Linked DNA regions of Homo sapiens: region 1 is linked to region 2. The links are chromatin loops, found by intact Hi-C in ENCODE. Cell type or tissue: IMR-90. All regions are shown on one strand. Each heading gives the region's core, and the rest is flanking DNA. Links, peaks and the distances in the headings are about the cores only. Region 1 overlaps CDADC1 (cytidine and dCMP deaminase domain containing 1). Region 2 has its middle 21 kb from the start of ARL11.

Region 1 (7,366 bases), core at 2,522-5,021, 330 kb before region 2:
CATATAATAGAGGCTTAATAAATACTGAAGATGAAAATGCATTTTTTATTTTCCAACTAAATCACAATAGCACATTTTTAGCCCAACAGAAATTTTCTGTTTAAAGTATTTAAAAGTTTTTGACTTGCTAACCAGTAGCATGGCACAGAGCACATAAGAAATTAACAATCACTTGTTGAGTACCTGCTATGTACAGAATACTCGAACATGTTGAAGGGATGGAAAAGAAATATATAACATGGTTTCTGCTCTCCAGGATCTATAATTTATTTGGGAAGTAATATCTGAATCAAGTGAAATAATTTGTTAGTTAAGTAAGATAGTATTTAATTAATTGCAAAAAACAAGGACTTCCTTGAGATTATAGATTAGAGAGGTGGTTGGCCTTCTTGGAATTTAGCTTTGACAAGATCACACTGCAGTAGGAGTATCTGGTATTATATTTTTTGATAGCTCAGTTTACTGTAGAAAATTGAATGAATATTCATTATACAAAGTATGATAGCAAGCTTCAAAAATACATTGCAAAGTGTCTTTTCAGAATGTTGAAACTAACCATTGGTTTGCTCACTCTCGTAGAGAAGTTGTGATGGAACAGGTGCCATGTACTTTGTAGGATGTGGTTACAATGCTTTTCCTGTTGGATCTGAGTATGCTGACTTCCCACACATGGATGACAAGCAGAAAGACAGAGAAATAAGGAAATTCAGATACATCATACATGCGGAACAGAATGCCTTGACATTTAGGTATGAAATCCTTCTTGGTGTACTTTTCTTTAAAATGTAGCAAGGGTTGGTTGAAATTAATTTTCTTATAATTGTAATTTATTTCCTTTTTCAAATTCCAAGAAAGTTTCCTTTCAGAAGTATAACTTTGGTAAAGCTTGGTCCTCACTGCCAGACCTGAAGCTATGACCTGACCTGAGGTCATCGCCTCTTCAGGTCTTCCCAATTTGTTGAGCATGTCTTTTTTTCCCTTGCCTCTCTCCAATATGAAACTGCTTTAAGTTTATCCTTTGGGATCTTGCTCAGCCTCTCATATTTCTGGATGTTAAGGCTCCTTTGTTTTCTAAATCTGGAGCACGCATTTATTAATACAGTTACACGCCACAGAAAGACATTTTGAGCAACGATGGACTACATGCACAACGTGTTCCCATAAGATTATAACAGAGCTGAAAAATTCCTGAGTGAAGTAGCCATTGTAACATCACACGTTACCTTTTTTATGTTCAGATACGCAAATACTTACCATTGTGTTACAATGGCCTGCAGTATTCAGAATAGGGATTTATAATGAACCAAATTGCTTCAAAAGAGCTTTTGTTAGTGATTATACCTGTTAATTTACATCATTTTCACAAACACTTCTCAGCCTTTACCATTAAGGTTAAGGGATTAAAAAACTGTGTAAGACATGACTCCTGTCCTTGGAGAGCTTCTAATGCAATAGGGGATATGAGACGGCATCCACCTCGTGCTGTGGATTCTGTGGGAGGGGCAAATGTAAAGTGCTGCGGACATTCTGGAGCTGCTATGGACAAATGGGAGAGTGCAAGGGAAAGGCTTTAGGGAAGAACTGGCATCTGAACTGAGCTTTAAAGGATTCCTAGACTGGGGCAATTGGAAGGGAAGGGAAGACCATTCTTGCTTCTAGCATAAGCAACGGTCTAGAAGTAGGAAAATCCGTGGTGTGTTTAGGAGCATGAATATTCCAGTTAGGTTGGAATGTGGACACAAGGGAAAGACAGCTCACAAGGACAGGCTGGGACTGGACTCGAGAGGACTTTGAGTTTATGCTCCATTTGGTAGGCAGCGGGGAAATGGAATGGCATTGACAGAGCCATACGCTATAGATTATGTAGGTAGTATTGTTTGAACAGACTAGATGCATAGAATTCTGTTGCCCTAGTCCAGGTGAACGTAAATAACAGTCTCAACAAGGAAGATGGATGTGGAAGGCTGGCGGTGGAGGAATTGAAGATGGCTGGCTGAGAGCTACGTAAGCCTCAGAACCCGGAAGTCAGTCCTTGCAGCCCCAGTTGTTAGTCCTAAACTACCCTCAGCATGCAAAATTTCACCCAAAATTCCCTCTATTCTTTTCCTTGTCCTCTTCATTACAGATTTACTTGCTTCATTTTGTACAGAGGTGTGAATATATCAAATAGAAACTTTTCTTTTTAAAATTATCCTATGATAGGGAAGGGGTAAGGGAACTATAAGTCAAAACAGAACTTAAGTATTTGATTATTCATTTAGTAAACATTTATTGACTATCCACTAGGTACCAGATAGGGCTGTGTCATTTGTCTAACAAGATGAGTTAGTGTCTAATCAGACATGATTAGCTCTTAAGGTATCAGTTTCAAATCTAATTCCAGTATTCTAAACAGGTACTTATTTAGAAAGCATTGGGGGTTTTTTCTCTCTTTCTTTGGTGTCTGTATCTTCCTGATTTCATTTATTTTGTAATCTGAAACTGAACCTCTTACTTAGAATCAATAAATTATTTTTAGTTATAATAATTGTCATGTTCAGGTTGTATCATAACACTTTTGTGGGTTTACATACTTTGAACATTCAGTAATTCAGCAAGTCTAAGGCTTGATGATCATTATTAATAATGTCATAAATCTGTTTTTAAAACAGCTCAATTTTAGTGTTTAAAGATTTTTCTAAAAAATAACTTACCCTTTCAGAAACGACCTTTCTGATATTTTATAATTTTTTTTGTAGGTGTCAAGAAATAAAACCAGAAGAAAGAAGCATGATTTTTGTGACAAAGTGCCCATGTGATGAGTGTGTACCTTTAATTAAAGGTGCAGGCATAAAACAAATCTATGCAGGAGATGTAGATGTTGGAAAAAAGAAGGCAGACATCTCTTACATGAGGTTCGGGGAGCTTGAAGGTGTTAGCAAATTTACGGTAAGTAGATACACATTTTTTTCAGGTGTATTTTGTATTATGTTGTTAGGTACCCTGCTGCAATATTGTAAGTTAGTGATTCCCACCCTTTTAAAGAGTTTCAACAAATTATTATTATTATTATTATTATTATTATTTTATTATTATTATTTGAGACAGAGTCTCTCTCTGTTGCCTAGGCTGGAGTGCCAGTGGCTCGATCTCGGCTCACTGCAGACTCCGCCTCCTGGGTTCAAGTGATTCTCCTGTCTCAGCCCCCCGAGTAGCTGGGATTACAGGCGCCGGCCACCACGCCTGGCTAATTTTTGTATTTTTAGTAGAGACGGGGTTTCGCCATGTTGTCCGGGCTGGTCTCAAACTCCTGAGCTCAGGTGATCCGCCCGCCTCCGTCTCCCAAAGTGCTGGGATTACAGGCGTAAGCCACCGCGCCCGGCCGAGTTTCAACAAATTATTATTATTATTGAGTTTATTTATATGTGCAAACCCTTACCTAACTGCAACTGTTCAGCTAAGGATTCCTGCCTTATGAATTTACATCTCTGTAGAGAATTGAGCCAGTGGATCTTTTGGTGCCATCTGGTGGCTGATAAAAGAAAAATCTCTGACCCATCTCTTCCCTCTCCTTTCTGGCTTAGAGAGGTGGATAGAGGTGAAAATACTTCAGCAGTCCCCACCCTTTTCGGCACCAGTGACCGGTTTTGTGGAAGACAATTTTTCCACAGATGGGGTTATGGTTTTGGGATGAAACTATTCCACCTCAGATCATCAGGCAATAGATTCTCATAAGGAGCACGCAGCCTAGATCCCTCAGGTGTGCAGTTCACAGTAGGGTTCTGCTCCTATGAGAATCTAATTCCACCGCTCATCTGACAGGAGGTGGAGCTCAGGCGGTAATGCTCGCTCGCCTGCACTCACTTGCTGCCGTGCGGCCCAGTTCCTAACAGGCCACGGACCAGTACTGGTTGCTGCCAAAGGTTTGGGATCCCCTGCAATAGTTTAAAGGTCACCCCCACCCCCAAACAAAGGGAGGTGCACACACACAAACACACACATTTCTCATGAGAAAAATCAGGAAAACAAGAATATTTGTTTATTTATTTATATATTTATTTTGAGATGGAGTTTCACTCATTGCCCAGGCTGGAGTGCAATGGCGTGATCTCGGCTCACTGCAAACTCAGCCTCCCGGGTTCCAGCGATTCTCCTGCCTTGCTACCCCCACCCCCCTCCCCCCACCCCCCAGTATCTGGGATTACAGGCGCACGCCACCATGCCCAGCTAATCTTTTGTATTTTTAATAATAGAGACGGGGTTTCACCATGTTGGCCAGGCTGCTCTTGAACTCCTGACCTCAGGTGATACACCGGCCTCGGCCACCCAAAGTGCTGGGATTATAGGCATGAGCCACCACGACTGGCCCGGGAAAAAAAGAATTTCTTATTTGATAGTTCCAAAAATGTACTGAGGTAGTTCATGGAAAACACAAGAACTTTTAAGTCTTTATACCTCTTCACTATTTGGGTTCTGGTTTTTGTGGGTTTTTTTTTTTTTTTTTTTGCTTTTGTTTTTGTTTTGAGACAGGGTCTCACTATCTCACCCAGGCTGGAGTGCAGTGGCGCCATCTTGGCAATCTCTGTCTCCTGGGCTCAAGCGATCTGCCTGCCTCAGCCTCCCAAAGTGCTGGGACAAGCATGAGCCACTGTTCTCAGCCTATTTTGGTTTTCAAAAAGCTTTTTATTTGGAAAAAACCTTAAGCATACAGAAAAGTTATAAAAACACTACAAAGAAATTTTTTCCCAGAAGTTGTTGACATGATACCAGCTCACCCTTTATTTCCTCAAATGAGAAATAACCACATAATTACAACCATAAAAATCAGGAAATTAACATTGATACATTACTGCCACTAATCCACAGATTCCAGTCAAGGTTCATTAGCTGCCCAAGAAATGTCTTATATAGCAGGTTTCCCCAACCCCTGGGTACCAGTTAAGAAGCTTCTTCTGTATTTATGGTCACTCCCCATTGCTCACATTACTGCTTAAGCTCTGCCTCCGGCCAGATCAGCAGCGGCATTAGATTCTCATGTGAGTGTGAACCCTATTGTGAACTGCCCATGCAAGGGATCTAGGTTGTGCACTCCTTATGAGAATCTAAAGCCTGATGATCCCCCATTCCTCACCATCTGGTCTGTGGAAAAACTTCCATGAAACCGGTACCTGGTCCCTGGTGCCACAAAGGTTGGGGACTGCTTTTATATAGCAAAAGGATCCTGTCCAGAATCATACATTGTTTCTATGACATCCAATGATTTAATCCTGGCATTGAATGAGTTAATGTAACATTTAACTACTAGAATTTGCAGTGGGAAGAAAAATGATATAAAAGAACCGTTTATATATTTCAGCTTTACATTCCTGCCATATACATCAGTTTGAGTCCAGGATACCTGGAACATACATATATATGATTAACTTGGACATATAACATATAATTATATATGTATATAATTTTAAATATAGAAACATACTATCCAGTGTCTGTCATGTGTATATGAAGTATCATAAGTTTTTACCATTTGTAATATTGTCATTTTTTTCTAATTGTCTTATTTAAAGTTTATCACATTTTTAAATGAGGGGGTGTTGACATGGCACTGAAAGAAGGCAGAGATGGGAAAGATACCTTTTTTGTAAAACTCAATAAAAGCTTATATCCAACTAGTCAGAGAAATCTCTACTTCCGTGTTTTTGTTTTCTGTCTCTTCATTCCTCCTGAAGAGTGTGAATAAATAGGTTTTTCAAGTTCTCCTCATAAAGATTAAGTGACTTAATCATAAAGATTAAGGACTATGAGTGATGGGTTATGGAGAATTCTGAAATATCTTGCTTACTGGTAGATTTTAATAGCTTTTCAATTGTAAAGAGAATGAAGAGATCAGAAGAACTTAAGAAAGGGCAAGAGAAGCAGAAGGAGGCAGGAAGACTAAGGGGATCTTCAGGGGCAGAGATGGGAAAGGAAGCACCCAGTTGGGCCAGACCCTCCCGGAAATACCCTCACTCAGGCACATGTTCCAAAGGCTGTTGTTCATGGTTGTTCTCTGTTCTACCTCCAGTGAAGATGAGCTGTCCATCTTCTCATCCTTCTCATCTGGCCTGGCTGCAAATATTATGTAGATGGTTAGCTAGATACCTAGTTTTGTAAATGCAAGTAATTAACATGAACTAGAATTTGTTCTAAATCTGAATTTCAGTACCAAGATTATCAAAAATAGTGTGTGTCAATAAATTTGGTATTTGTTTTTAAGATTAAAGCAAATTGAAATTACTTTGAAAGATTTTTTGCTTTCCTTTTTGATAAGTTACCATAGACCTTGAGATAAGTAGTTCTATTCTGTGGTGTTGTCACAAACCAGGCTAGGACTGGGCAACACTGTTTCCAAGAATAGATTTTATCAATCTATATCCATGTCCACATACTCAGTTCTTTGTTTTCTCTTTAATATGTGTGGATTTTTCTCTATTAGGTTATATTACTTATTTTTATTATGAAAGTAGTATATGCTCATTGTAGAAGACTAGGAAAATAAAAAAGAACGTGTATTATCTCACAACTCATAGATACCACAATTAACATGTTGCTGTATTTTCTGCCACTAAAAGTTCTTTAAAAAATATTTTAAATAATTTAACACAATATTCCAACCCATAGGCCTAACTTATTTAACCATTCCCATGTTGTTGGACACCTGGATTGTTTCTAAGTTTTTACAGTTATAAGAAGCCTTTTTATGAATGTCCTTAAACATAAATTCAGGATTACTTGTTTTTACTTTGTCTGCCCAAATTAATAGGTTTTAGTGGTTTGACGTCTTTCAAAAAATGCCTAATTTTAAACATTTTTTTGGTAATTTCTCATGTAGCTTCCTACCCTTTCTAAGTCTTCTCTCTTTCTTGGTGCTAGCCTAAACCATCCCATTCGTTTAAATAACCAACCATTTCTAGATGTCCTCCCTTTCCAGGGACTTTTAATACATGGTAAAATGTTTGTCCTGTATCTCATCCCCCCTCAAGGCTCGTGATGTTAACTAGTTAATCTGATGAGTGAACTGATGCTTATGGAAGAGGCTCCCGGGTAATCCATATTTGTGTCCTGAGATGGTGCCCTAGCAGGGCCTTTTGGTTAAGTCATTAGTGATTCTGATAGAGATTCTATCCAGCTGAGAAAAGAAGGGCTGTGCTATAAGATACCGATTACTCTCCATTTTTATTTTCTCCTGCCCCAATATTCTATGTAATATCTGTGAATCTTCAGGCTTCCCTATTTATTCCTGAATGGTTGAGATGAAATACAGTAATCAGAGGAGATATATGATATGATATAAAATGATATGATGCAGGTAATAGTTTATGATATAACAACATTAAAAGGCAAGGTA
Region 2 (6,697 bases), core at 1,974-4,473:
AATTGAAAATACTGTTTTCAATATGACACCAACTTCAGTATTTTATCTCATTTCCCTTCTTGTATATGCCATTAAATTTTCAAAAAATGTAGCAAATATAAATACAAGATGTTGACTTTCTGTGAGTTACATATATGAATAGCTTACAGTTTTACTGCTTCTACATACAACTTTATTTCCTAGACTTTCTCTAGCTTAAAAAAATCCTGCAGACAAGATCACCATTATATTGCTTGTGTTTTAAGTTCAGGGCTGTAGGCTTCTGGTTTGTAATACTGAGAGAAACGCTATTAATAGTATTCCTAAAGGCATAAAGCTTTCCTCCAAACCATGACTCTCGGACCAAGGCTCCTTTCATTTTGTGGCCCTGCCATCTTCAACAAGTGGCTTCCAGGGTCTTTGCAGAAGGGGAAAGAACAAGGAGGACCACCGTGGGAGAGCTGCGTGTGAGCTTAGCCTGGAAATAGCACGCTTCTCTTCCTTTTGTTACAGTAGGTAGTAGGCAGACATGAGCAGGGCAGGAAAGCACCCCCCTACCACAACCAGGAATGTCAGGAAACCATCAGGTAATGGTCAGGCGGTTGTTAACTGTCTCTCTAAAATAATAATTGGTTGCAGCCAGCGCCAGAGAAAGGCAGGCTCTCAATAAATAGAAAACACCCGAAACTGGTGATCAGCAGCTTCCTGGTAAGATCTCAGGAGTTGGGTGAGTGGGCTCAAGCATGAAAACTAAGGCAAAATGGCAGAGTTTAACCAGTATATGACCTTCCTCTAGAACACTCAACTGGTAAGGGAAAAACGCCTCAAGTGAGCATGTGCACAGCTTCAGTAAACACACTGCACATGCGGCTCCTCCCAAGTGCTGGCAGGCCAGTGCGAATGCAGACAGCCCACCCCAAAGGAAGAACTGGGAGAAGAGATGTTACCCACTGGAAGCATGCCAGTGTATAAAGCCCCGAGTCAAAGGTCAAACTGTACACTTGAATCTTTCACGTTACCTGCTTGGCCCTCTTCCAAGTGTACTTTTTTAAAATTCCTGCTCTAAAACTTTTTAAAGACTTTCACTCCTGCTCTAAAACTTGCCTCAGTCTCTCCCTCTGCCTTATGCCCCTCAGTCAAGTTCTTTCTTCTGAGGTGGCAAGAATTGAGGCTGCTGCAGACCTGTACAGATTCACTGCTGCTAACACTTTCACATTCCACTGATCAGGACTCAGTTGCATGGCCACAGCTAACTTAAGTGAAGATGGAAAATGTGGTTTAACTGTTTGCTCAGGAAGAAAAAGAAACAGTTTAGTAAACAGTTGGCCAGTCTCTGCCATACATACGTTTTTCCCATTTAATCCTAACAACCCTATAAGATATGTGCAGTAACTTATCCCACTTTATGGATGAGGAAATTGAAATCTTTTTTACGTGTACAAATTTATGGGGTACATGTGAAATTTAGTTACATGTATATAATGTGGACTAATCAAGTCTCGTTTTTTTTGTTTTGCATTTTTTTTTGTTTGTTTTTTCTTTTTTTTGAGACAGGGTCTTGCTCATGGCTCATTGCAGCCTTGACCTCCCAGGCTTCAGCAATCCTCCTATCTCAGCTTCCCTGGTAGCTAGGACTATAAGTGCATGCCACTGTGCCTGGCTAATTTTTTTATTTTTTGTAAAGACGGAGTTTCACCATGTTGCATAGGCTGGTCTCTAACTCCTAAACTCAAACCATCTGCCCACCTGGGTCTCCCAAAGTGCTGAGATTACAGGTGTGAGCCACCATGCCTGGAAAGAAACTGAAATTTTGATAGGCTGAGTACCATACCTAATACCTCACAGTTAATAAATGGCAGAACTCAAACTCAAACCTAGGCAGTCCAACTCCAGAAACCATATTCTTTAAAAAGCTACTGTAACATGACTGATATTCCTTTTACTGAAGAAGAATATTTAAGCCTTTTTTAATTGTAAGAGGGGTATGATAATTATGGAACTTTAAGTAAATACAAACCCATCATTTTGGAGAAGATGATACTGAGATTTAGAGGCGGAATGTTCTACTGAAGGTTAAATCATTGCTGCCTATGTACCATACGATGTAAAGTAACATTTTTTTAAAGAGAATGCAATCTTGGCCGAGCGCAGTGGGCCTGTAATCCCAGCACTTTGAGAGGCCGAGGTGGGCGGACCACTTGAGGTCAGGAGTTCAAGACCAGCCTGGCCAATATGGTGAAACCCCGTCTCTACTAAAAATACAAAAATTAGGCCAGGCACGGTGGCTCACACCTGTAATCCCAGCACTTTGGAAGGTCAAGGCGGGTGGATCACCTGAGGTCAGGAGTTCAAGACCAGCCTGGCCAACATGGAGAAACCCCGTCTCTACTAAAAATACAAAAAAAAAATTAGCCAGGTGTGGTGGCACATGCCTGTAATCCCGGCTACTTGGGAGGCTGAGGCAGGAGAATCACTTGAACCTGGGAGGCGGAGGTTGCAGTGAGCCAAGATCATGCCATTGCACTCCAGCCTGGGCAACAAGAGTGAAACTCCGTCTCAAAAAAAAAAATTAGCCAGGCATGGTGGTGGGCGCCTGTAATCCCAGCTATTCGGGAGGCTGAGACAGGAAAATCACTTGAAACCAGGAGGTAGAGGCTTCAGTGAGCCAAGATCACACCACTGCACTCCAGCCTGGGGGACAGAGCAAGACTCTGTCTCAAAAATAAAAATAAAAATAAAAAAAAGAAAATACAATCTTCACAACTTAATAACTTATGTTATTCTTTCTAAAAATTAATTTCCTAAACCATGTAGTTTAATGTGATTTAATGTAGTTAAATACTAGCATTAAAACTTGTTTCTTGAAGGGCGCAGTGGCTCACACCTGTAATCCCAGCATTTTGGGAGGCTGAGGAGGGCAGATCGCCTGAAGTCAGGAGTTCGAGACCAGCCTGGCTAACATGGCGAAAACCCATCTTTAGTTAAAATACAAAAATTAGCTGGGTTTGGTGGTGCATGCCTGTAATCCCAGCTGCTCGGGAGGCTGAGGCACAAGAATTGCTTGAGCCCGGGAGATGGAGGTTGTAGTGAGCCGATATCGCACCACTGCACTCCAGCCTGGGCTACAGAGACTCTGTCAAAAAAAAAAGAAAAGAAAAGAAAAGCAGAAACTTGTTTCTTGATGAAGTTTGTTTTCCTGGGATCACACACAGATCTCCCACGGTGGTCCTTCTTGTTCTTTCTCCTTCTGCAAAGACCCTGGAAACCGCTTGTTGAAGATGGCGGGGCCACAGAATGAAAGGAGCCTTGGTCCCTGAGTCACGGCTTGGAGGAAAGCTTTATGGCGTTTAGGAACACTATTGTTTGTTGGTCCTGAAGAGGAAGTACTTCACAGAGCAAGCCTGCCACCATGTGGCGCGGGCCCAAACCTAGCATCAGTTAAAGGTTCATTCTCATTTACTTGGTTGCCTCTGGTTCACTTACTAACCAATCTAGATTTAATGCTGTCTAATAAGAAATTAATACCCAGGTGTATTCTATAGGTTTAAGTAGTTTTTAATTTCAAGATACATTTCTTCAATTCTGAAATTATTGCAATATTTCCAAACTGGCTACAGGAGTGACCACAACATTTATAATATGATCCAGGCACATTCACAAGAGGACTACTTCAGTGCATCACAAACATGGAAACAAACTCAGCAATTTGTAGGATTTATCTCAGTTCACTCAAAAGTTGGTCAATGAGCCAGATTAGAAGGCAGAATTCCGGCCAGGTGTGGTGGGTCATGCCTGTAATCACAGTGCTTTGGGAAGCTGAGGTGGGAGGATTGCTTGAGCCCAGGAATTTGAGACCAGCCTGGGCAACAGGGTGAGACCTTGTCGCTATAAAAAATAAAAAAATAAGAGGCAGAATTCCTTGGAATGGAAACAGGTAGTGTGAAGGACTGCCAAAAATGGATGAAAAACCCTCATGGAAGGAGAGTCAGAACTTAACAGTTTCCTAGAGTTTTAACACCGTATAAGCTCACTATGTTCTAGCATGCCAGGCTGACGTTTCCCAGAACTCTCTCTACATTTATCAAGACAGGAATGACATCGGAAGTTGTTTGCAAGACTATAGGTCTAGCAGGTGGCTAAGAGGAAGTCTGGTATTGCTGCTGCGTCTATTTTTATGTATTTATTCATTTATTTTTTAAGACGAAGTCTCACTCTGTTGCCCAGCCAGGAGTGCAGTGGTGCAATCTCAGCTCACTGCAACCTCCACCTCCTGGGTTCAAGCAATTCTCCCACCTCAGCCTCCTGACCACCTCCCAGGTTCAAGCAATTCTCCTGCCTCACCCTCCCGAGTAGCTGAGATTACAGGTGCGTGCCACCACACCTGGCTAATTTTGTATTTTTAATAGAGGGGTTTTACCATGTTGGCCAGGTTGGTGTCGAACTCTTGGCCTCAAGAGATCTGCCCACCTCAGCCTCCCAAAGAGCTGGGATTACAGGCATAAGCCACTGTGCCTGGCCTTGGTATAGCTGCTGCTTCTAACACTTGCTTCTAATGATTGGTGGGTGGAGGCAGCAGTACTCACATTCTGATACAGTTATTAAATGTTCCTTTTTTTCTTTGGTCCTATTACTACTTCTTTCTTTTTCTACCACTGCAAACTCTGAAATATCTATTACACATAAAATGTCAACTATAACTCACCTGATTTCACTGTAGAAAGCAATTAAAAGGGAAAAATTGTATTTACTTGAGGGTGAAAAAAAAAACCCACATCATCCTTTTCTTTATGTTCCTTTTTTACACTGATATATAAACTTGTTATTTCCACCTAACTAAATTGATTCATTTAATCCAGTGACTGTGGTTAAATTGAAAAAAGGTTTGAAAAGAGGGGGTGTCTATGGAAACCCAAACTTCTTCACACTCCAGCTTTTTCACTACCTTCTCACCTCCCCAGCTTCCACATTTTCGCAAGCATGGGTATATATGTCCCAAGGCTGTGGTTCCCAGGGGCCAAAAGTATATGAATAAGCCTATATTATGTAAACCTTTCATCTTTTAGGACATGCTGTGCCTTCCATTTAGAGCATTTATCATCTCCATTCTGATCACCATGTAACCAGATATGATGGGCCCAGTGATAGCTTCCCTAGAAGCCTCATCACTCCTTGTTCTAGAAAGGTCAGGTGCAGATGGCCTGACTCAGCCCAGCTCTAGAGACTGGGACACATCTCTGGTTCTTGTTCATTCTTCTCTTTGGCCTATGTGTTACAAATCAGCCTTCCTTATCATTGAAGTAGTATGTATGGGCTTAGGAAAGAGATCACTTCCTTTTTCTTAAAGAGCTCACCATATGGTCTAATCTAAACTAGCTCAGCAGGATTCTATAGTGGGATCTGAGGTTTTAGTGAAATTAAATGTGCTATTTAGATGAATATTGTCTAGATTCCCTATTTAAAGGAAAAATGGTTCCTTTCCATATAAAATAAATGTATTGTTTCTGTAAGAAATTTCTTACATTCTTTTCTCTAATCATCTCTTTGCAATATGTGATGGATATTGCTTTTTTTTTTTTAAGAGGCAAGGTCTTGCTCGCATGATCATAGCTCATGGTGGCCTCTACCTCCTGGGTTCAAGTGATCCTCCCACCTCAGCCTAGCTGAGACTACAGCCTACCTGGGACTACAGGTGTGTGCCACCATGCCTGACTAAAAAAAAAATTGTTTTTGTAGAGACAGGATCTCACTATGTTGCCCAGGCTGGTCTCAAACTCCTGGCTTCAAGCAATTCTCCTGTCTTGGCTTCCCAGAGTGCTGGGATTACAGGTGTGAGTCACTGTGCCTGGCCAAGTTATTGCTAAATATTAACTGAATTACAATTGATAAAAAATAATATCCCACTTATGTTCTAAAATATTCCAGACTAAAATATAACATCCTTAAATATTATTTGCTATTGTATACTAACCTTTACCTATGTAGCCAGATTTCACAAATCTTACAATATAAATTTTCCCCAAGTCTTCTCCATGAATTATATTCCTTTGTATATGAGGAAAAACAAATGGCAACTGCTGTTTCTTTGTATGTGCTCATAATTGAATTTAAGGGGTCCTCAAACTTATAAAGGATATCTGTCAAGAACCTAGAGAAAATATTACATTTAATGGTAAAACATTAGAAACATCACCACTGAAGTGATGTATGGATTTTTACAAAATATGGTCACAAATTCTTTGGCACCCCACCCATTGAGAGGTGGCATCTTTGTACCCTCCCTTTGAATTCGGATAGACTTAACGATTTGCTTGCAAACAATAAAATGCAGAATAAGTGGTACACACTGAGAAGTGTGGCTTCTCAGGCTAGGTCAGAAAAGGTGACACAGATTCCTACTTGTTCACTGGAATACTTGGTCTCAGATCCCTGAGCCTCCACATAAGTGGTCTGACTACCCTGAGAATGCCATGTTGGAAAGAGGCCAACTAACATGTAGAGGCCATCTGTAAGCACTCCAGTTGCTAGTCTCACTGAGCCCCCAGCTGACAGCAGCATCAACTGTCAGCCATGTGAGTGAGCCATTCTGGACATCCAGCCTAGGTGAACCGTCAGGTGACTTCATCCCCAGCTGACATCTGACTGCAGCTGCTTGAGATACCCTAAGTGAGAACAATGTGATCTAGCCCTTCTTGAAATCCTGACCCTCAAAATCATAAGC

What was found. A loop is a pair of places that touch in the nucleus more often than their neighbours do. Peaks named below come from ENCODE experiments on the same cell type or tissue, not always from the same donor. Only the 100,000 strongest peaks of a DNase experiment are listed, where the experiment ranks them.
Region 1: it touches region 2 in a loop (10-fold over the local background); 8 of 110 quality-filtered maps call a loop at or near these places.

The regions. Positions count from the first base shown.
Region 1 is chr13:49,277,771-49,285,136 of GRCh38, forward strand. It overlaps CDADC1 (cytidine and dCMP deaminase domain containing 1), which reads left to right. Exons shown (of 10, transcript NM_030911.4): 7 at 580-749; 8 at 2,739-2,928. Among named protein-coding and RNA genes, the nearest start is that of CDADC1, 34 kb to the left of the region's middle. In IMR-90, for the core only: a CTCF peak has its summit at 3,500 (motif pointing left); a DNase peak (open chromatin) is centred at 3,471.
Region 2 is chr13:49,603,857-49,610,553 of GRCh38, forward strand. No RefSeq gene overlaps it. Among named protein-coding and RNA genes, the nearest start is that of ARL11, 21 kb to the right of the region's middle. RefSeq lists an enhancer at 3,030-3,249. In IMR-90, for the core only: a CTCF peak has its summit at 3,385; a DNase peak (open chromatin) is centred at 3,355; H3K4me3 peaks cover 182 bases; H3K27ac peaks cover 174 bases.